Regions from separate parts of the Homo sapiens genome. Here all the other regions are linked to region 1. Evidence: chromatin loops called from intact Hi-C (ENCODE). Cell type or tissue: ascending aorta. All regions are shown on one strand. Links, peaks and the distances in the headings refer to the core of each region. The heading gives the core; the rest is flanking DNA. Region 1 holds the start of HTT (huntingtin). Region 2 holds the start of MXD4 (MAX dimerization protein 4). Region 3 holds the start of POLN (DNA polymerase nu). Region 4 holds the start of LETM1 (leucine zipper and EF-hand containing transmembrane protein 1).

The links. A loop is a pair of places that touch in the nucleus more often than their neighbours do. Peaks named below come from ENCODE experiments on the same cell type or tissue, not always from the same donor. Only the 100,000 strongest peaks of a DNase experiment are listed, where the experiment ranks them.
Region 2: a loop joins it to region 1, with 5 times the contacts of the local background. A loop is called at or near these places in 2 of 110 quality-filtered maps.
Region 3: a loop joins it to region 1, with 5 times the contacts of the local background. A loop is called at or near these places in 6 of 110 quality-filtered maps.
Region 4: a loop joins it to region 1, with 3 times the contacts of the local background. A loop is called at or near these places in 2 of 110 quality-filtered maps.

Annotation. Positions count from the first base shown.
Region 1 is chr4:3,071,493-3,076,778 of GRCh38, reverse strand. HTT (huntingtin) reads right to left here and starts at 2,098. Exons shown (of 67, transcript NM_001388492.1): 1 at 1,691-2,098. The coding sequence starts at 1,953. It also overlaps HTT-AS. RefSeq lists enhancers at 1,203-1,252, 1,263-1,492 and silencers at 1,653-1,722, 1,833-2,272, 2,423-3,042. In ascending aorta, for the core only: a CTCF peak has its summit at 3,124; DNase peaks (open chromatin) are centred at 1,238, 1,588, 2,278, 2,598 and 3 weaker places; H3K4me3 peaks cover 2,608 bases; H3K27ac peaks cover 2,454 bases.
Region 2 is chr4:2,259,403-2,264,688 of GRCh38, reverse strand. It overlaps MXD4 (MAX dimerization protein 4), which reads left to right and starts at 2,580. Exons shown (of 6, transcript NM_006454.3): 1 at 2,580-2,772; 2 at 2,865-2,964. The coding sequence starts at 2,709. RefSeq lists enhancers at 908-1,567, 1,568-2,229, 3,461-4,053 and silencers at 1,861-2,700, 2,751-2,810, 2,901-3,290, 3,301-3,360. In ascending aorta, for the core only: no CTCF peak of the experiment used is centred there; DNase peaks (open chromatin) are centred at 1,778, 2,348, 2,878, 3,218 and 3 weaker places; H3K4me3 peaks cover 3,065 bases; H3K27ac peaks cover 2,563 bases.
Region 3 is chr4:2,241,639-2,246,924 of GRCh38, reverse strand. It overlaps POLN (DNA polymerase nu), which reads left to right and starts at 4,804. Exons shown (of 26, transcript NM_181808.4): 1 at 4,804-4,874; 2 at 5,135-5,286. HAUS3 (HAUS augmin like complex subunit 3) reads left to right here and starts at 4,804. Exons shown (of 6, transcript NM_001303143.2): 1 at 4,804-4,874; 2 at 5,135-5,286. It also overlaps the pseudogene COX6B1P5. RefSeq lists a silencer at 4,374-4,733 and an enhancer at 5,120-5,286. In ascending aorta, for the core only: a CTCF peak has its summit at 3,149; DNase peaks (open chromatin) are centred at 3,134 and 4,734; H3K4me3 peaks cover 557 bases; H3K27ac peaks cover 3,217 bases.
Region 4 is chr4:1,853,705-1,858,990 of GRCh38, reverse strand. LETM1 (leucine zipper and EF-hand containing transmembrane protein 1) reads left to right here and starts at 2,835. Exons shown (of 14, transcript NM_012318.3): 1 at 2,835-3,122. The coding sequence starts at 3,041. RefSeq lists enhancers at 954-1,749, 2,419-2,488, 3,126-3,627 and silencers at 2,019-2,238, 2,639-3,198, 3,209-3,398, 4,193-4,369. In ascending aorta, for the core only: no CTCF peak of the experiment used is centred there; DNase peaks (open chromatin) are centred at 1,467, 2,240, 2,700, 3,332 and 2 weaker places; H3K4me3 peaks cover 2,737 bases; H3K27ac peaks cover 1,447 bases.

The DNA.
Region 1 (5,286 bases), core at 913-4,912:
AAATGCAGGTTCTGTCAAATCAGCATAAGAAAGAGAAGGCATATTTTTAGAATGATCAAGTGTCTGAAGCAGCCCAGCAGAAAGGTCTTCCTTCCCATCAGGAGCCCTGTTTAGTGTTTACACAAGATACATGCAATGTGTGAACTTTTATGACACCTACCTCCTAGAAAAGCACTACAGTAAATTTCTGGATGAGAAATTACTTACTGAAGAGATAAGCCAAATTGTTTTAAAATTTCTCCAAATATCCAAAAAGTTTTTCCATCCTTTAGAATAATTTATTCCTAAATTTTATTCCAACAAATAAGCTAACACTGCTCTCCGAATCATTTTCTAATTAAACTTTGAAGACGAGACAAGGATCATAACAGAAACAAAGAACAAGAAATATTACTAAAAATTAATCAGTCTTAACAGAGATATTCTTACCAAATGCCATCTGGGACACATCCAGATCGGAAATAGAATACTGAGAGGTAAGAGAAAGGCCTGAACTGCACCAGAGTACTTCCTAACTCCTACTGTACACTCGACACACAGACTTCCAGGGAAAGTCCTGGGGTTCCGCTAGATGTTTTAATGGTCTCTCTTTTCCTGTTTCAAAAATTCTCCCCAAGAACAAGCAACAGAAACCCCTAGCTTCCAAAAAGTAACAAGCTGTCAGCAATGAAGCAAACAGAAACCCTTTCACTGGCACATCTGAGATGCCCACGGAGTCTGCGGACCCCCCGTATTCTGGCAAGCCTGACTGGAATACTGGTAAAATGTACACCTCATTCATCCCTCGGCAATTAACCTCCCCATCAGCAACGTGTTGGTTTTATTCCCAACACACATAGGCAAAAAACTTCAATCAACTCTTCCTAATATTTAAGATAATTTCATTAATCACCACGTAAGTTCACCACTTTACTTGGCAACCACAACTCATTCAAACGCCTGCAGACCAACTTAGGCTTAGATGAGCAGATCTCTTAGGTGGTGCTTAAAATCGTGTTACTACCACCGTGATCATGAACTAAATGAAATGTCCTGACAATGTAGGAAGAGCCTCAAATCTCAGGCTGTTTTAAGTGCCACTAGGAAAAGAAATCTCCCATTGGACGCGCCCTCACTCCCCGCCCCCCCCCTGCCCCGCCACTCCCGCCGAGGCGTCCTAAAAGCATTATGTCATCCACTGCCCCCACATCTCTCCAGCTCCAAACCCCGCCTCCTCTCGAAGTGTCCCGCGCCCCCAGCCCTCTTCCCTCTCAGACTAGAAGAGGGAAGTGGCACTGAGCAAATCTCGGCTCCTCCAAGTTCTCTTCACAACGCAGTTAAAAGAACCCCCGCCCTGGTTTCTCGCAAATAAAAAGAAACAAGTTCTCGCCCCAACTCTTCGCATCCTGCGAAGGGCGAGAGGGCTGAGGCCGTGACTCCCCTCGGTGAATTCAGGACAGGCCCCAACAAGGCTCTGCCTCCCCTCGCGAGAGGACAAGGGAAGACCCAAGTGAGGGAGCGGGGCTGAAGTGGGGGAAGGCCTCGCCCCAGGAGGGGGCGGGTGTCCCTCATGGGCTCTGGGTTGCTGGGTCACTCTGTCTCTGCGGGGCCGGGGGTTCGTGTCGCCGGCCCGCAGGCTGCAGGGTTACCGCCATCCCCGCCGTAGCCTGGGACCCGCCGGGACAGGGAGCTGCAGCGGGCCCAAACTCACGGTCGGTGCAGCGGCTCCTCAGCCACAGCCGGGCCGGGTGGCGGCGGGGGCGGCGGCGGGGGCGGCTGCGGCTGAGGCAGCAGCGGCTGTGCCTGCGGCGGCGGCTGAGGAAGCTGAGGAGGCGGCGGCGGCGGCGGCGGCGGTGGCGGCTGTTGCTGCTGCTGCTGCTGCTGCTGCTGCTGCTGCTGCTGCTGCTGCTGCTGCTGCTGCTGGAAGGACTTGAGGGACTCGAAGGCCTTCATCAGCTTTTCCAGGGTCGCCATGGCGGTCTCCCGCCCGGCACGGCAGTCCCCGGAGGCCTCGGGCCGACTCGCGGCGCCGCTCAGCACCGGGGCAATGAATGGGGCTCTGGGCCGCAGGTAAAAGCAGAACCTGAGCGGCCGTCCATCTTGGACCCGTCCCGGCAGCCCCCACGGCGCCTTGCGTCCCAGACGCTGCGCCGGCGGAGGCGGGGCCGCGCCGGCGGAGGCGGGGCCACGCCGGCCAGCATGATTGACAGCCCTAGCCTGCGGACTCTGCCAATGGCTGGCCAGGGAACCAGCCCGCCCCTGCCCCCGCAGGTTCTGCCTCACACAGCAAGGCCGCTGACAGCGCAGCGCCCCACCCGGGCGAAGGCGCGGGGCTCAACGGAGAGGGGACGGGGCGTGGTGAGACTGTAATGGGGTGAGGCGAAGCTGTGTGTGAAGTGTCGCGGCGAGGCGGGACGAGGAAGGGACGGGGCGGGACTGCATGGTAAGGGAGGCGTGGCGATGCGGGGGGCGTGGCGATGCGGGGGGCGTGGTGAGGTAGGGGCGTGGCGAGGCCGGGGCGGGGCACAGCAGGGAGGCCGCCTGAGGGGCGGGGCGAGACGGGGGCGGGGCGGGGCGATGCTGGGGACGGGGACATTAGGCAGGCCGGCTGAGGGGCGGGGCGGCTGAGGGGCGGAGCGGGATAGGGGAGGGGACTGGCCGGTGAGGGGTGGGGAGGCTGGGGGCGGGGCAGGAAGGTGAGAGGTGGGGCGAGGGAGGGGTGGGGCGCGGAGGGGCAGGGCCATGGAGGGGCTCGCCCATGAAGGACGGGGCCATGGACGGGGCGGGGCCGTGGAGGGGGCGCCGAGCGCGGGCGCAGGCCCATGCGGAAAGGATCCCCCGCCGACGCCTGGAGCGGGGCGACAGCCGGCCGTGGACTCTGAGCCGAGGTGGCCTTGGGGTTTGCCCTCCCGCCACACTGGCCCGTGGCCAGAGCCATACTCACCCGGACAGCCCTGCGGGGAGCCAGCTGCGGGGCTCTCTGCACGGGGAGAGGGTGGGCGAGCTCCTGCGCAGAGCGCAGAGAATGCGCGTGGTCGGCACGACCTGAGGACCCCAAGTGTGACCCCCACCCCACCCCCAGTGAGCTGGAGAGGCCCCTGCAGGGCGGTGTCCACAGGCCTGGCGCCCCCCATCGGTCCCAGCGCAGCGCCCCGGAAGGGAGGAGAGGGTCTGGGGCAGGCCTGGGTGGTCAGCGCCTGCTGCCCACAGAGGCACTGTGATTAGTGCAGCGAGAAGCAGCTATGGCCACAAGATGCCGCCCACAGGAATGAGTCCCGACCTGGGGGCGTTTCTTTATGGGAGTGCACCCCTGCTCTGACCTTCCGGCAGGACCCCCAAGGGGCGTCATTCAGCAGCAGCTCAGCAGAGGTCTGTGGGGCACCCCCTCACGCCTGGGACACAGGCCGTGGCGGGCAGGGTCCTGGTCTCCAGAGCCTCCTGCCTTTTGGGTGGTAGAGGGGCAAACGGAGAGGGCAGCTGTCCAGCCTGCCCAGCAGGGAGTAAGGTTGGCCTCAGAGACAACCGCCCAGCCGGGGGGTGATGCAGGCAGAGAGGAGCCCAGTAAAGCCTACTTTAGCCAGGCCACACCTGCAACCCAGAGTCCCCTGCTCTGTGGCCACAAACAGCACCTCCGCCTTGTCTCAGAGCCTGTCCTAAAGGGAAACCCAGCATTGTCCCCAGTGGGGTAGCAGTAGCCTCCCTTTTCTTGAGAAGGACAGCAGAGAAACAGCTGTTAGTTCCCAGTTCTTGGGAGGCTGATGTGGGAGGATCACCTGAACCCAGGAATTTGAGGCTGCAAGTGAGCTAGGATTGCACCACTGCACTCCAGCTTGGGTGATAGAGCGACACTGTCTCTAAAAAAATTAAGTTCCAGCGAGGTGCGGTGGCTCACGCCTGTAATCCCAGCACTTTGGGAGGCCAAGGCAGGCAGATCACCAGAGGTCAGGAGTTCGAGACCAGCCTGGCCAACATGGCGAAACCCTGTCTCTACTAAAAATACAAAAATTAGCCGGGTGTAGTGGTGCATGCCTGTAGTCCCAGCTATTCCGGAGGCTGAGGCAGAATTGCTTGAACCTGGGAGGTGGAGGTTGCAGTGAGCCAAGATCATGCCATTGCACTCCAGCCTGGGTGACAAGAGTGAGACTCTGTCTCAAAAATAAATAAATAAATAAAGTTCCCAGTTCTCTGCTGTTAATAAGGGCCTTTGTCCACTGTGTCAGGCCTCAAGGTTGTTAGTTACCTCAGTGGGCAGACTCATAAGATGGCCCCAGCACCCCTCACCTCCTGGTATTGACACCCTTGTATGACCCCTCCCCGTGAGCTTGGGCTGTACCTGGTGGCCTGCTTCTAACCAATGGGCAAAGGTGATGGAATGTCACCCCATGACTAGGTCGCAAAAGGGTATGACTTCAGTCTCCCTGGCCCTCTCTGTTGCCTTCTTGGCATGGATGCTCTGATGAAGTCAGCTGCCATGTTGGAGAGGCCCACATGGCGAGGACATAAAGGCGGCCTCTGGCCAACAGGCAGTGAGAACTGAGGTTCTCAGTCCAGCAGGCCATGAGGAACTGGATCCTGCCAACACCACGTGAGATTGGAAAGGGACCCTTCCCCGGCTGAGCTCTCAGGTGGGAGGCAGCTGGTATTTGACTGAACCCTGGCGAGAAGTGGAGCTGGTTAAGCTGGGTCCAAATTCCTGACCCACAGAACGTGTGACGATACATATGGCTCTACACGTAACTACATATAACTCTATGACTAGACATGTGTGCTGCCAAGCCACAGTGCTGGGGTGATTTGTTCCAGCAGCAGATGACTGTATTTGTTTACTTGGGCTGCCATAACAAAGTACCACAGACCGGGCAGCTTAAACAACAGAAATGTATCTTCTCATGGTCCTAGAGGCTAGAAGTCCGAGATGAAGGTGTTGGCAAGGTTGGTTTCCCCTGAGCCCTGTCCTTGACTTGCAGACAGCTGCCTTTCTTGGTGTCCTCACGTGGCCGTCCCTCTGAGCATGTCCGTGTCCTAATCTCTTCTTGTAAGACATCAGTCGGATTATGGCCCACCCTAATGATCTCATTTTAGCCTCCTTACCTCCTTAAAGAACCTGTCTCCAAATACAATCCCATTCTGAGGTTCTGGGGCTTAGGACATCAACCTGAATGAGGGACACAGTTCGTCCCATAACAATAAGTAATAGAGTTGCACCCTAGCAGCCGCTCTGACCTTCTTTAGAGACCTTTTTATCTAAGCAGTTTGCCTCTTAGCTAGTGTATGACAGTCCCTGTCCTTCCTTCAGCTAGCTATGGC
Region 2 (5,286 bases), core at 382-4,381, 810 kb after region 1:
TCCAGACCTCTCCTGGCAGGGCTCCAGGCCCACCTGCAGCCATCTGGGCCAGGCCAACATCACCTCCAGGCCTCTCCTGGCTGCTCCCTCCCCTTCCCTCTCCTCCTGCCATTGCTGGCCGATGCCTCCAGTACCTCCCTCCCTAGCTGCAGCTCAGCCCTCAGTCATCCATCGCCTCCTGCAGCTTCTCCTCCCAACCCCAACTCCTTCCTGCTCCCCCAGGCAGTGGTGCCCACACTACCAGGCAAGGTTTGAGCCCAGGGACACCAGGGAAGTGCTTGGTCCTCAGTGTGGTGGGGAGGTGAGGGTGAGTCCTTAAATGGCCTAAATTGAGGCTAAAAATCTCTTAGACTGGGGTAGCATGCAGGTGCCTCCCCATAGACACACCTGCGCACCTGTGCTGCCCACTGCCACACAGAACAAATCTCTTGGCCCATGGCAGGAAGGGGGCGTGCACTATGCCCAGCAGGTGCACTTGTACTAGGCCAGGTGTCCGCTTTAGCTGTCGGCAGCAACTCACCCAGTGGCCAAAGCAGGGATGGGGCAACTTTGCAAAATGCTCATCCCCAAGTGGAGAGCTGGGTCCCCAGAGCCCAAACACACCCTGCTCCTCCCCAGACTTGGGCACCTTTCTTTACCATGCACAGCTCTGAGCAGCCATGCAGACAAACCTGGAGGGCCTCAGTGCTGAGTTCTTGTGAGGGGCTCTGCCTTGGGCCCTGGCGTCACTGTGGGGCGGGAACAGGAAGGGCCCCTGCTAACATCAAGGGGGTTGTCTCAATGTCCATGCAGGGCTGTCTCATAGCAGTGTCCGAGTTCCCCACTGGGTCCTGCAGGGCTCTGTGGGAACACACATTATTCTGAAGCCCACACCACAGGCTTACACCCAGCAGGACCAGCCAGGCCAGGAGGCTCTGGCCTCTGCATTCCTATAGCCCTGAGCCGTGTGTGGCAGCACTAATCTCCATTCTGCTGAGATTTCTGGGAGACCCCAGCAAATCCCTGAGCGTCTAGTCCCATGTCCTGATCTGCAAGCCGGGCATGCAAAACACAGGGAGATGCACACGAAGCTTTCACAGGAGTCCTGGTGCTGAGGTTTTGCATTTTTTGTTCAGTTTCATTGCCAGCAGCAGCCCCTGTGTCCCACTGAGTACTTCTGGAGGGGTCCAGCCACCTTATGCCTCCACACTCTCCAGCCTGCGGGGCCTGGCCCTTGGCACATCCAGGCCACCAACCTCAAAAATCAAATCAGTGAGATGGGTCGGGCGAGGTGGCTCACACCTGTAATCCCAGAACTTTGGGAGGCCGAGGCGGGCGGATCACGAGGTCAGGAGATCCAGACCATCCATGGTGAAACCCCATCTCTACTAAAAATACAAAAATTAGCTGGGCGTGGTGGCACGCGCCTGTAGTCCCAGCTACTTGGGAGGCTGAGGCAGGGGAATCGCTTGAACCCGGGAGGCGGAGGTTGCAGTGAACTGACATCACGCCACTGCATTCCAGCCTGGGCAACAGAGCCGTCTCAAAAAAAAAAAAAAAAAAAATCTGCGAGAGGGTGGGGGGTGCCGAGGCCAGTCTGGGCCAGCCTTAGGGTCAGGGGTCACTAGGGAGACCCGCCAGCTGGGATTTGATGAAGGGTTCACTCCCGTCCCCACTTAGGGCGTCCTCGGCCAGAGGTGGCCAGCGCCTGCCTCTAGGAACGTCCCTGCCCCTCAGGCCAGACACAGAGCATGCAGCCCCCCACTCCGGGGAGCCTCTCGACTCTGGCCGCACGTCTGTGTCCCTTCCCCAGACCTGGGCCCTCCCTCAGCTCCGGCGTCCACTGGGCGATCTGAGGAGCCCGCCCGCTCTGGGCCTGTTTCCCCACTGACACCCTCAGAGACGCCTGGCTCTTAGGATCAGAGCGTCTGCGTCCCTCTCCGAGGTCCCGGCCCTTCCCGGGGCCACTCTGCGCCCGGCGGGGAGGGGAGTCGTTCACGGCCCCACGCAAGACCCCCGGGCAGAGCGCGAGGCCTCGTCCCCCCACGCAGCCACTGCTTTCGTCGCGCTCAGACCCGGCGGCCCGGCCCGGCCCGGCGCACGCCCCGGAGCGCCCTGCTTCGCTCTCGTAGCGGAGACGCTCCTGCGTCCTAACGGGCCCCCAGGACGGCGGGCGGTCCCCGCGCGCTGCGCTTCCTCTCGGCAACGCGTCCGGCTGCGGCGCCCTCATTGGCCGCGCGCCCCGCCACCGGCCATTGGCTCGCAGTGCCTGTTTTACATAGGCCGCTCTGGCCAATCGGCGCGCGGCGCCTACTTAACATGCACGGCGGCCGCCAGTCAGCTAGCGCGGGGGCCGGGCCACCACGTGCTGTTGCTAAGCTCGGGCTTCTAAATTGTTACTAGCGCGGCCGGCCTATCCCAGCCCAGCTCTGCATCTGTCAACATTCTCGGCCCGGCCCGAGGCGCTCGACCCGTCCCCATTGGCCCCAGCCCGGCCCGGCGCCCGCCCCCGGGGCGCGAACGCCGCCTCCCATTGGCTCTGCGGGCCGCCGCTCTCCCTTATGTGTCAATTTGAGGGCCTGAGGCGGAGGGTGGCGGCCGAGCGCCGGAGTCCGCGGAGTCTGGAAGTGCGGCGGCCGGGCGCGCGGGGTGGGCGGCGAGCGGAGCCGGCCGGAGCGGGCCGGGCAGCGGCCGCCGCCGTCCCGGGGCGGACGGGCGCGGGCGGGAGGATGGAGCTGAACTCCCTGCTGATCCTGCTGGAGGCGGCCGAGTACCTGGAGCGCAGGGATCGAGGTAGCGCTCGCACCCCATTGTGCGCCCGCGGCGGTGGGCGGGCGGCGGGGCCGTGCCGGGCGGGGGCCGCTGACCGCGCCGTGTGTCCGCAGAGGCCGAGCACGGCTACGCCTCGGTGCTGCCCTTCGACGGCGACTTCGCCAGGGAGAAAACAAAGGCGGCCGGCCTGGTGCGCAAGGCCCCGAACAACAGGTACCGCCCCCCGCTCCCGACCCCGCCCGGCCCGGTCCGAACCCCCGCCCCCGCCCGGAGCGTGCTCTCCGGGCCCCGATTCCCGGCCCGCGGCCCTCAGCGCCGCCGCCGCGCGCCCCGGCGGCCAGCCTGGAGGAGGAGGCGCGCAGGCCGCGGCCGCAGCCCCGCCCGGCCGGCCCCGCCCTCGCCGTCGCCATCTTCCCGCGGCCGCGCCTCCCGGGCCGCTCGCGTAAACAGTGCCACGCGTACAGCGCCCGCCGCCGGGGTCCGCTCCCGCGCCCGCTCCCCGCCCCCGAGTTGTTCTGGACTTTTCCAGGCGGTAGAAAAGTTGTCAGCGGGCGCTGGCCGGTGCCCCGTGGGTCTGGGGAAACAGGCTCAGCCAGGGTCTGCGGGGGCTGCCGGCCCTAACCCCTTCTCTCCGCGGGTGGGTGGGCGGCCTCCTTTCGACTGGCTCTGCCAGCCGAACTCTGCTGCTCGGCCACCTTCCCCCGCCCCCAGGAGCCTAGACAGAGAAGCGAGTGGAGGCGCTGTCCTGGGCCCTCACTCCTCCCAGGGTGCCCACCGCTTCTGCCCAGCCTCCTGACACAGCGAAACTCCAGCCACCAGTATGGGGGTCCTCTTTTTTAAGACAGAGGCCTTTTAAGGGGGCGGGAGGAGGGGGCAGGCTGCAGGGCAGGGGCCCCATGAAGTCGTTACTACGGGTGCCAGCTGCGCCCTCCATACCTTGACCTCGTGTTCAGGCAGCAGAAGCCCTGAAGCTGGGGTGCGTACAGGTCCCCCGCGTGGGGAGTGGGGACCCTGGGCCGGGGCTCCCCGGGGATTTCCACCCTCCTGGCTGCTGTGAGGACCATAGCACACCTGGTCCTGTCTGGGCCCACCTTGGCCCAGCCCTTTTGTGTGAGCAGGCTGGGAGCTGCGTTTGTAGGGGGCTTCAGAGCCCCAGGGCATGGCTCATTCCTGTGGTCCACCTGTTCTAGGGAATCCGAAAGGCTGGTGTAGGGACCCATTTCTGTGGCATCCTGAGCCAGGCGAGGAATTGGTTGAGTCTCCAGCTGCCCTGGCTGGGACCCGTCCCTGAGTCCCAGCCCCTGGTCCCCTACTGGGGACAGTTTGGGGAAGGACAGGAGTGTGACGAGGGAACCATTGCCTCAGGCCTCCTCAGTGAGCAAGCCCGGCCCCCGCTGCCGCTTCTCTCCAAACCAAGTCCCTGACCCGTGGAGAACTCTGGGGCGTGAGCTGGGGCTCCCCCAGCATGGAGAATCCAAAGCTGACAACCAGCGTCCTGGCCAAGGCTGCCCGAACACTGCCTCTATGCTGAGCGTTTCACACATGCAGCCAGTTCATCTTCACCCCAGGCTCAGAGAGGTGATGTGATTTTTATCTCTATGGCCAAGGAAACTGAGGCAAGGAGAGGTTTGGTTACTTGCCTGCCACTCACCCATCTCTGATGACGCCTGTTCCTGAGATGGGGTCCCAGCTGTCCACATTCTGCTGGGACAGAGACCATGGGGGCACTGGTGAGGGAGACAGAGGGCTCCCCAACTCTGGTGCATCTCCCCTGGCTCCTCTGGGCCGAGCCCCGCTCCCCCGGGGCCTGAGGCAGCCCAGGGCTGGCGGCTTGGCCCCTTCCTCGGGTGGGCAGCACTGCCCTGGAGGTTTCCTCAGCCAGCCCAGACAAGTAGCTGGGCGGAGCAGGGGGCCAGAGGATCTCTGAGCCCCTGACTTGTCCCCACCTGTGAGGCTTCCATGCTCTGCCAAGGTGAGGGAGGGGACATGGCACAGTGAGGCTGGGGCAAGGGTAGGGAGTGGGGCCGGAGGACAGTGTCAGGGTTGAGGGAGGCGGCAGAGCACTGGGGCCAGCCTGCAGGGGGGTCCATTCTGTGGGAAGTGTGCTTGTCTCCTGGGGTCACGGGAATGCTGGGAACGCACTTGGCCTGGCCTCAGCGGGGACAGGTCCCACCTCTCCTGAGGGATAGAGTGCTCCTGGGACCCATGTTGCAAACATCCCCCTCGATGGACCCCAAGGGTCTCTGGGCCCAGGAGGAGCTGCAAGAGGGGCCCTGGCTGCTGGAGGAGGGCCCCCTGCCTCCAGGGTGGGGTCCAGCCCCGTGCCACCCTTCAAGGGGTAGGCAGGTAGGCTTTTATGTTGAAGGGCACCTGCTGACCCCGACCTCCCTCTTGACTACAGACCCACGTGGCCAGGCTGCAGTTTGGGCTGAGGACAGAGAGTACGGCTCATTCCTGCGGCCTGCCTATTCTGGGGAAGCAGAAACGCTGGCGTAGGGGCCTATCTCTGTGAGGCCAGTGAGGAGCATATGGCTG
Region 3 (5,286 bases), core at 859-4,858, 830 kb after region 1:
GGGGACCTGCCGTGCTGAGGTGAAGCGAGATGGTGTAGCCAGCTGTCCCCTTGTGCTGGTGGTGACCACGGAGACACAGGCTCCTGTCGTGCCCATCACGGGGTGGTTGTGAGGCGATGAGACTTCACGCAGTGGGGAGAAGAGGCCTTGTTCTCACCCAAGCAAGCCAGGCTGGCTGCCCGCTCCCCCACAGGGAGGCCTTTTGGAGGGAACCCCCTTGGAAGCAGAGACCTCTGATCTGCCGAGGGCCGGGGTTGGTGGGGGTGTGGGCCCAGCTACCCTGGTGCACAGGGAGGAGTCCTGGGGGCCCCAGCAGTGGGCAGCTGAGAGAGGACATGCCTGCCTTGAGTGCTGGAGAATTGATGGAGCTGGGTGGTCATACGGGGGGTCCTGAGTGTGAGGTCGCCACACTGTGCACACGGCAGCTATGCACTGGAGGTGGCCCAGTGGGACCCGCCAGCAGGTTGTGGGGTGGCCATGGAGGGTAACTGCTGGGGGCCTCAGGGAGGAATCTGAGCTCCCCTAACCCCCAGCAGCAGAGTCCGGATCGTTGAACCTGTGTGGGCCCCAGGGCCCTCGAGGCCATTAGCGGGGGCACCCCAGGAAAGAAAGCAGTTCCTCCTGGGAATGTGGCTGGGGCCTCAGAGACACCAGGATTTGGCCATTCATGTAAATGTGGACATTTAAATCCCAAATATTAGGATTTGGGATCACCACTACCGTTTTCTATCGAGGGCATGCAGGTGCCAGGGGCTGTGCCCAGTTCCATGTATGATTGGTGCCTGGTACCATCATGCTGGGCCCTTCTCACAGGTGGCACACTGAGATTTGGAGACGCACCCCTCCCCTGCTCACCAGGCTGGCGGGTGGGATACCTGGGACAGGACCCCTGTCCTTTGGGAAGCCCTTGATTCTCCCAGCAGAGTCCATCTCTGTTTTCCATCTTTGTGCTTGTTGGGTTACAGCAAGTCCCCCTCCAAGTAGGACCCTGCCTGCAGCCTCCTACCCACCCTCTTCTTGGCAGCCTGAATGACCTTAAAGGTCTCCTTGCTCACCTCCCTAAAGTCCTCCTCTGGGTCCCCATGGCCTCCAGATTAAACTGAAACACCGCGTTTTGTCCTTCAGCTCAGTCCGGCCCACCCCTGCCCTGGCTTCAGCCCCCACTCCCACCTGCTCCCTGCATTCACCAGCTCAGGCACAGCCTCCTCTGGGAAGTGGGCCCTGAGCCCCCTATATCCCTTCCCACCACATTTTTGCTGAGATTATGGTCACCCAAATTAGGCGCTGGAATCATCTGGGCTAATCGCCACAGGGCCTTCTCGCATTGCTCCTTCCTCCTTTCCTAGTCCTTGGCCAGGTCAGCCCTGTACACACTGGCCTCATGGGGATCTTTCTAGAATGTAAATGGTTATGCCACTGGCCTGCTGAGCCTCAGGGGTTCACAACTCCTCTTCCTGTCCTGAGGCCCTTTCTGACACCCCACCAGTCCCAGGCTCTGCTGCCAGCCCTTGTGGTTCCCATTCCTCCCCACTTCAAAGGCCCTCTCCACGTGGCCACCTTGGTGAATGAACTCTGTCACCTCCTTTGGGCTTGTGCTGACCCAAACCTGCTCCTGAGTCTGGGGACTGAGTTCTCGCTTTGTCACATGAATGTCAACAGGATGGAAAACAAACTCTTTCCCAACCCTATAGTCTTCTACTTTCTTCTTAACAGGAAGGATTAGTGGGAAGAATAGGAAGAAATGCCACTCCCTACTCAGCTGGAAACCCCGGAGTGTCTCGGACCCAGGCTAGTCATCAGGCCCCAGGCTTTGCCAGCTCCTGCAGCTCTCTCTGTCCAGCTCTCTCCTCCTCTCCTACATGCTGCAAGAGTGGTCCTGTATCTTGTCTCTTACCACCTTTTGTCATTTTTCATCTTGCAGAATTATGCTTCTAACACACATCTGAGAATTCACTCTCCTGCTTGAAAACAGCCCCCATTCTCCATTGCTTGCAGAATAGAGTCCCACAAAATTCATGGAAAACTACATCTAAAAGAAATAATCTTTAGCATCTGACTGTTACTTCTAAAGTTTAAAAACAGTCAGAAAAGATACTGTCCAAAACCTAAAATATTTTTTAATACTAATAGGAGAAAATCGCTTCCACAGGAAGGAGAAAAAGCAAACAGCAAAAACACTTGATCCTCACAGCTCTGTCTTTAGGTCTGTTTAGTCCATTATATTCTCATGGGCTTTTTCAGGGAGGATTAATTCCTGGGTTCCATTTATCTTTTGACCTTACTAAAACTCCAAATAATTTTGACTGCTGAAAAGAAAGCTTACCCTGGAAATACACGTAACATACTTGCTTTCTTAAATTCCCAAGGCAAGCTGAAGAAAACTTTCCACATCTGTATAGTTAAACCTATTGTGTTTGTCATTTGTACTCCAGGGGCTGATACTGTTGTAATTTTTACTTAATGGTTTTATGGCTTTTATGGTCTCATAAACACCTTTCCAACAAATAACTATGGTCAGCAATTCAAAATCAGATGGAGAATTAATTTGTGGCCCAAGAAACCACCCAGGAGTCACTAGGAAAGTGGGTTTCTAGAACGGCCTCCAGGGCTCTGGAGTGCACCCCTCCTGCCCTCCAGGGATCTCTTTCTATAAAGGAGCCCCTTGTCTTTCTGCCGTCTTTAATGCTGTCTCCTCAGAGTTCCTCCTTGCAGTCTATAAATATCCCCGAGTTCCTCTCATTTTCAAACAAAACAAAATAAAAAATCCTCCCCTCAGCCCTGCATTCCCACCCCCTCAGCTTGTGTTGTTTTGCATGCTCGCTCTCTGTCTTTCTCCTCTCTCTCTCTCTCTGTGTCTCTGTCTGTCTCTGTCTCTCTGTCTGTCTCTGTCTCTATCTGTCTCTCTGTGTCTCTGTCTCTCTGTCTCTGTCTCTGTGTCTCTGTCTCTCTGTCTCTGTCTCTCTGTGTCTCTCTGTCTCTGTCTCTGTCTCTCTGTCTCTGTCTCTCTGTTTCTGTCTCTCTCTGTCTCTCTGTATCTCTCTCTCTGTGTCACACTCCTCCCACCCAGTCTTTGCCTCATCAGCAACATTTCTGGAAGGCATTGCCTGCACAGCTCCCACTTCCTCCTGTCCAAACTGGCTCAACTCTGCCCCCTGATGCACACCCCCAACCTCCAACCCTGGGCTGCAAGGGTCCTCCCACCAGGCCTCCCCGTTCCAGCATCCCTGGTTTCCTTGCCTGCAGATTGGGCACCACTCTTTGAATTTTTTCCCATCATGTTTGTTTTTCAGATCATTTTAGGCCTTATTGACTTTTAAAAGAGGAGGAAAAAAACGTGAAACAAGTGAAGAATGAATAGGAAATATCTTTGACTCGATCAGATTACAATATTTGCCTTAGAACATTCTTATTTCTCTCCTTAAAAATATTAAGAAAAACTATCCAAACGACTTCTACCTAGTCACCCTGGACTAGGACATTGTCTAACAAGCCACCTTTAGGGTCATTTGACGCTGAAGGGAGGGAGTACTATTATATTTACCCATGACCAAAGCCCCTGCTAACCTGTGGAAGACTGAGGAGTGGCAAAGGATTTTTGTTTGGTAGAGATGCAAACGAATTCTGTCCAATAGAGAGGTCTGGTTTCACTGGGCTGTAGGGCATCAGCCAGATTCACATGAAATTTAGCAATCCCGTTTCAGTCATCTTTCACTGACTGCCATCCTCTTTGGAAATGGTGTACCATCCTCCTTGAGTTAAATATATCGATGTATTTAACTCAGGCCATTCCGTTTATTTCTAACATTTTGAAAAGGGAATTGTGGAGGAAGTCAGCTTTTTTTTTTTTTTTTTTTTTGAGACGGAGTCTTGCTCTGTCGCCCAGGCTAGAGTGCAGTGGCGTGATCTCGGCTCACTGCAACCTCCACCTCCTGGGTTCAAACGATTCTCCTGCCTCAGCCTCCCGAGTCGCTGGGATTACAGGCGCCCACCACCGCGCCCGGCTAATTTTTGTATTTTTTAGTAGAGATGGGGTTTCACCATCTTGGCCAGGCTGGTCTCGAACTCCTGACCTCATGATCCCCCCCCCCCCCCCCCCCGGCCTCCCAAAGTGCTGGGATTACAGGCATGAGCCACCGCGCCCGGCCAGAAGTCAGCTTTTACATAGTGTTCTGGTGAGGGATTAGAAATTAAGTGTTTTTGCAAAATAAAGTTCATTGTAAAAGACTCTAAGCGAACAATCCCTAACCCTTAAAATGTACCAGGCATTGGTCGGGCTGCTGTGAATGTTCCGGGAACTCGTCTCTCTCGGGGGCGAGCGCTATCACCGCCGGGCTCCAGCCTGTCTCCCAACCACCAACCTGCGCTGCTCTTTGTACCATTCAAAAGTGCCTTCAGAGGGTCTAGATTGAAGTACGGGGCAGGGCAGGCCTGAAGCACAACTGACGGCTCCGTTGAGAGCAGGCCCGCAGCTTCAGCTCCCCAGAGGGCGCCCCACCGCACCCCTCTGCACCCCTCTGCACCCCATTCATTGCCCAGGCTCCGCCCCCTGCCCAGGCCCCGCCCCTGTCCAGGCCCTGTCCCCGCCCTTCCCGGCCCAGACCCCGCCTCTCTCTGCCCTGCGCCCCGCCCAGGAGGCAGGATGCCCGCAGCGGCCGGGGGCCGAGCGCCGCCTGCTCAGCTCCACCCCATAGTCCAGCCTCGCCGACTCCGCCTCTTTTGACACTACGCCTGCGCAAACAGTCATCCCCCACGACCACGCCGTCGCCTTGTGCGCTTGCGCGCGTCCAGGCGCTCCCGTGAGGCAGTGCGAGGCGCGCGGGGCACGGAGGGCGGTGGCGGCGGGCTCCTGCGAGAAGCAAGCGGAACTTCCTGAGGTGACTGACGCGGGCCTCGGTTCTGGGCGCAGGGGTGTGGGGCTGGAGGAGTGGCCGCGATCCCCGTCTGCACCCAGGTGCCTCTTTTTTTTCCTGCGCTCCTGGGGGCTCCTTCCAGGTGCTCCAGCAGCTGCCCGGGGATCAGGGCCCGGTCCGCTGGGCGAGGAGCTGGGGCGGGGGCTGTGCGGGGCCTGTCACCCCCGTCTTCTGCAGCTCGGTGTCGACGGCGATTCGGTGGGCTTGTGCGTTTGTTTTGTCAGCGTGCTTAGGTGTCACAGCTGGGTGACCCTCCGAAGGAAGGTTTTGCCGCTGGCGCGTCTGGTGTATCGCGGCCTTGGGGCCGCGGATCCCTGGGGCTTGCCGCTGCCTCTGGGGTTCGCGCGGCCCTGGCGTCGGGGCTGCCTCAGCGCTG
Region 4 (5,286 bases), core at 608-4,607, 1.2 Mb after region 1:
TAAAAACAGTGCTTGCTATTAAACCACTGCGCCATGGTTCTGTGCCCTTGTTCTGCTGCATATGGAGATGTGGGACTGGAAGGCCTCATTCCAGCCTTAAGGGTGCACAGTCAGCTGGCTGGATGCCAGATTTCTACTTATTTCTTTTGACCTATTTTTTTTTTTTTTTTTTGCGACAGTCTCGCTCTGTCACCAGGCTGAAGTGCAGTGGCACAATCTTGGCTCACTGTAACCTCTGACTCCCTGGTTCAAGCAGTTCTCCTGCCTCAGCCTCCCGAGTAGCTGGGATTACAGGCATGCACCATAATGCCCAGCTAATTTTTGTATTTTTAGTAGACAGGGTTTCACCATGTTGGCCAAGCTGGTCTCGATCTCCTGACCCCGTGATCAGCCCGCCTCGGCCTCCCAAAGTGCTGGGATTACAGGTGTGAGTTACTGCGCCTGATCACAGCTATTTTAATTGTTGAAAATTTATCTAAGATCCCACCCTGCCTGGGCTGCACGAGCATCGCAGACAGCACCTGCCTGTGTCAGTCCTGCTGTTGGCTCTCCGCTGCCAGGCTTTCCTTGTTCTGGTCCAGGGATGGTGGGTCATCCCAACTGCAGGCGAGGGTATGTTCCACATTTCCTCACACCCAGCACTTTGGGCAGGGTGGAGACTGCGGGGAGGGCTTCCCTCCTCTTTCAGTGTCATTCAAAGTCCTGTAAACAGGCACTAGCACAGATGGGGCAGTCACCACCTCCTGCCTGGCCTTGCCGGGACACCTGGGACCCCACAGCATTAACGAGAGGAGCACTGTTTCTTGCACCCTCTCCGGGGTCACCCTCCCTAGCCAGCATCGGGCAGGGTCATCTGGTGCTCAGAACCAATGTCCAGACCAGGACTAGGACATACAGTCCTACAGCTGGGCCATAAAAAGTCCTACAGCTGAGCCATAAAAAGTCCTACAGCTGGGCCATAAAAAGTCCAGTTCTTTCTGACCCTGACCAACTGTCCACTCCAGCTCAGGTCCAACCCTGGGTGGGGAGGCAAGGACTATCCTTCTGTATCCCCCTCTTGCCTCCTGGGGGATGGGTGGAAAAGGGGCCCCTTCATGTCTGTTGGCAGCACAGGCCTAGGTTCAGGCCTAGTTGTGCTTAAACTCTGTCTGCATTTGATGTCTGCAGTGCCCACTGACCGGTGTGGACACAGGGACTTACAGACGGCTTCAAAGTGCCCTGCACTAAACAATGCCCCCTTCTCCCACTGAGATGGGGAATTCAAGCCCATCCAGGCCCAGTACCTGGCAGTTCCTGATGGGGAAAACCACCCAGGCAAGCAGGCTACGTTTTCCTGACGGGTGAGGACCGACTGCATGGACAGCAGGGGCAGAGGGGACCCTGGGGAGGGAGCCTCCTAGGGAGATGTGCCATTCAACCAGCCTCTCAAGACTGGGGAGCTGGCTGGCATCAGGCGTTTCACACCCCATGCGCTCCAGGGAACAGAGATGCTGAGTGTGCACTACAAGACCCTCCCCAGGCGGTGCCCTGAGGTGCCGCGGAGAAGCAGGAGGAGGCAGGTTACATCCCTGAACAAGACAGAGGGCAGGGCAAGTGCTGTGCTGGGGATCTCCTAGCTGGAGATCTCCACCAGCTGGGCCCCCAGCGCCGCAGGTCCCCATTTTTCTCCCTGCCTGCTTTCTCTGCCCCAACTCAGGGATCCTCATCTTAGGGAAGGAAGGGGAAGGTGGAGCTCAGAGGTCACGGTCTGCTGGGAGGCTGCACGGTCTCTCTCCCCTGGACTGGTCAGGGCCGGCTATTAAACTGGGCTGGGGGGAGGCTCCTGGGAGACGGCGCATGAGCGGTCCGCGAGCCCAGCCCAGCTCTGGCGGGAATTCTGGAGACTTCGAGCCAGGTCCTTGGCGTCCTGGGCTTCGGCTGTTCCTTCTTGGACTGGGAAGTGGAGCGGACAGGGTATGGCCCAGGTTAGGAAGTCTGGCGCTCTTGCGGCGCGCGGGACCCCAGGGGCTGCTTAGGCCAGAGCGAAACGAGGGGTCCCCCCGCGCCAACGCAGGACCCATATCTACCCCTCCCGCTCAGACGGGAGGACGCGGTGTGCCGGGATGGGGGGCCGCTATGCTGGCTGCGCCGCCACCCGGCCTAGTGCCCTCGCCTCCAGGGGCCGGCATGGCCCTGTCCTTCGGGGCGGGACCCTGCGCTCCCGTCCCCCCAGTGGTGACGGGGACTCCCGACGCCGAGCAGCGCCGTATCTGGGGAGCGCCGCCCGGTACGCAGGGAAGAGGCACTCAGAGCTGCGCGCGCCAGAGTGCAGACCGCCGAGGGCAGAGCCACAGAGCAGGGGGGCCGGCGAGGGACCGCGGCCGAGGGCGTCGAGGGCGCCCCTCCATCCCCAGCGTCCCCTGACTTGCCCTTGGAGCCCCAAGCTCCCAGGAGCCGTTTTCTACTCGTGGGTGCAGGACTTAGTCCCAGAAAAGTTCCGGACACACGCGCTGCTGCCGCCGCCCGGAGACGAAAAGACACTCCCCGCGCAAGCGCGGCCGACTCCCTCAGCTCCTGCGGCCGCCACGCTGCGAGCCCCGGCGTCCACGGTACGACGGGAACCAGGATGCAGCGAGCCCCAGGAGCCAGCCGCCCCGGTGCACGCCGGGACCGGTAGTCCGCGCCTCAGGGTAGTCCGCCGCTCCGGTGCACGCCGGGATCGGTAGTCCGCACCCCAGCGTGCAGGCCGTCCCGGTGCACGCCGGAACCGGTAGTCCGCGGTGGCGCGGTCCGCCCCTCACCTGGCCAGCGGCGGGCGCTGAGGGGCCCAATGGGAGCCGCGGCCTGGCCGCCCCGCCCCGCGCCTCCGGACGTCTGTGCCGGGACAAGGCCGCCGCTGGTGCCGGGTCCTTGAGGAGAGCGCCTCCCGTCCGAGGCCAGCCGCCTCTGTCAGCCGTCCGCGCGGGCCGGGTCTGAAGCGCCGCCGGGACGGCGAAGAGCCGCGGCCGCCGCGGAGAAGGAGGCAGCGCAGGAGGCCGGAGCGGCCGCCGCGCCCGAGCACATGGCGTCCATCTTACTGAGGAGCTGCCGCGGCCGGGCGCCCGCCCGCCTCCCGCCGCCGCCTCGGTACACCGTCCCGCGGGGTAAGCGGCGGGCACCCCAGGGCGGGGCCGGCTCCCGGCTGGTGGGTCGGGAGCGCGGACGACCCGCGGGTTCGGGCTGGTTGTCACGGCGATGCGGGGAGCCCGGTGGTCCCGGCCTCCGGAGCCCCTGCGGGACCGTGGGGCCCCGGGTCTCGTCGCGGGCTGGGCCGCCAGCGCCGGGCGGAGCCGCTGGGCCTCTGCCGTGTGTTGTGACCTTAGGCGGCCGGGTCCCCCGGGTCACTGCCTCAGAGACAGTGGGAAAATTCTGAAGGGCTGGGCAGCCCTGGCGCGCCCTGCGCGAGTAAGCTTGGTGGAACGTGTCCACGCACGAGGACGGCCGTGCCCTTTGGTCACGTTTGGGGTCCCGGAGACGAGACTGGGTGGGCAGGGCAGACACCGGCGAGCAGGACCTGCTGGGCTGCAGGAGCCTTCCTGGTCCGTCACTGATGAGGTGATGCCAGCACCTACAAACCCCTGTGGTGTGATTAGGCCGCGACCGGCACCCGGGGAACACGGGGACTCCGGAGCCGCTGAGGGTCCTCAGGGTGCGTGGCTTTAGCCCCCCTAGCCTCAGGTGCTGTCTGGAGTGAATGCTGTCCCAGGGTGTGCCCACCTCCTCTCTCTCTCTAATTAACCAACTTATTTGAGTCTATGTCCTTATTTGTAAAATTGGAATAAACATAAAACTTGCTAAGAGGGACTCAAGTAAAATAATTAGTGCAGTGGTGCGATCATACTCACTGCACCTCAAACTCCTGGGCTCAAGCTATCCTTCTGCCTCAGCCTCCCAAGTTGTTAGTTGTGCCACACAACACCCAGCTAATTTTTTTTTTTGTAGTTTTTTTGTAGAGACAGGGTCTTGGTATGTTGCCCAGCCTGGTCTTGAACTCCAAGGCTCAACTGATCCTCCTGCTTTGGCCTCCCAAAGTGCTGGGATTACAGGAGCCACCATGCCCAGGCACCCAGCTTCAATATTCTTGTCTCTGTTCCCCACCCCCAAAGAGATAGATTGAAGTTGCCCTGAATGTATCCTCCCAATTCTTGTTTTTTTTTGTTTGTTTGTTTGTTTGTTTTTAAAGACAGAGTCTCAATCTGTTGCTCAGGCTAGAGTGCAGTGGTGTGATCTTGGCTCACTGCAACCTCCACCTCCTGGGTTCAAGTGATTCTCTTACCTCAGCCTGCCGAGTTGCTGGAATTATAGGCACCCGCCATCACGACTGGCTAATTTTTGTATTTTTAGTAGAGACTGTTTTCTCCGTCTTGGCCAGGCGGGTCTCGAACTCCTGACCTCAGGTGATCCACCCACCTCGGCCTCCCAAAGTGCTGGGATTACAGGCGTGAGCCACCGCGCCCGGCCCCCAATTCTTGTAATTTTTTTTTTTTTTTTTTGAAATGGAGTCTCGCTCTGTCATCCAGGCTGGAGTGCAGTGGCATGATCTCGGCTCACTGCAACCTCTGCCTTCCAGGTTCAAGCGATTCTCCTGCCTCAGCCTCCTGAGTAGCTGGGATTACAGGCGCACACCCTCATGCCTGGCTAATTTTTGTATTTTTAGTAGAGATGGGGTTTCACCATGTTGGTCAGGCCGGTCTTGAACTCCTGACCTCGTGATCCACCCACCTCAGCCTCCCAAAGTGCTGGGATTACAGGCGTGAGCCACCTCGCCTGGCCAATTCTTGTAATTTTTACAATAATGGCTGGTTAGCCACTGAAACTTTTGGAGTGGTGAGAGGATGTTGAGTGGTGGAACTGCACAGTCTGAAGGTGGAGCTCAGCATGTGGTCTTTCCAGTTGCTGTGTTAGATGTTAGAGCTCTCTCTGGACCTCTTGATGGTGATAAAAGTACTTTTAACACTTCGTGCTTATTATCAGATTTTTGATAAATAATAATAATAATTAGCTTTTTATGTGCGATTCTGTCATTTCAGGAACACAAATGTCTTCTGTAGTTACTACTGTGCTTTGTGACAGGGACACTGGCAGGTCTGCTGTAGAAACAGTAGGGATTTCAGAGCCAGCGAGACCCAGGGCTGGACTGTGGAGGAGGTCCCTGAACTGATGAGTGATACACCGAGTGGAGTGCTGCAGGCCCCTGCTATTAACATCTTAGATGAGTAGGGTTCGTTGTCACAGTTAATGAACTGACCTTGATCTGTTACTGTTCAC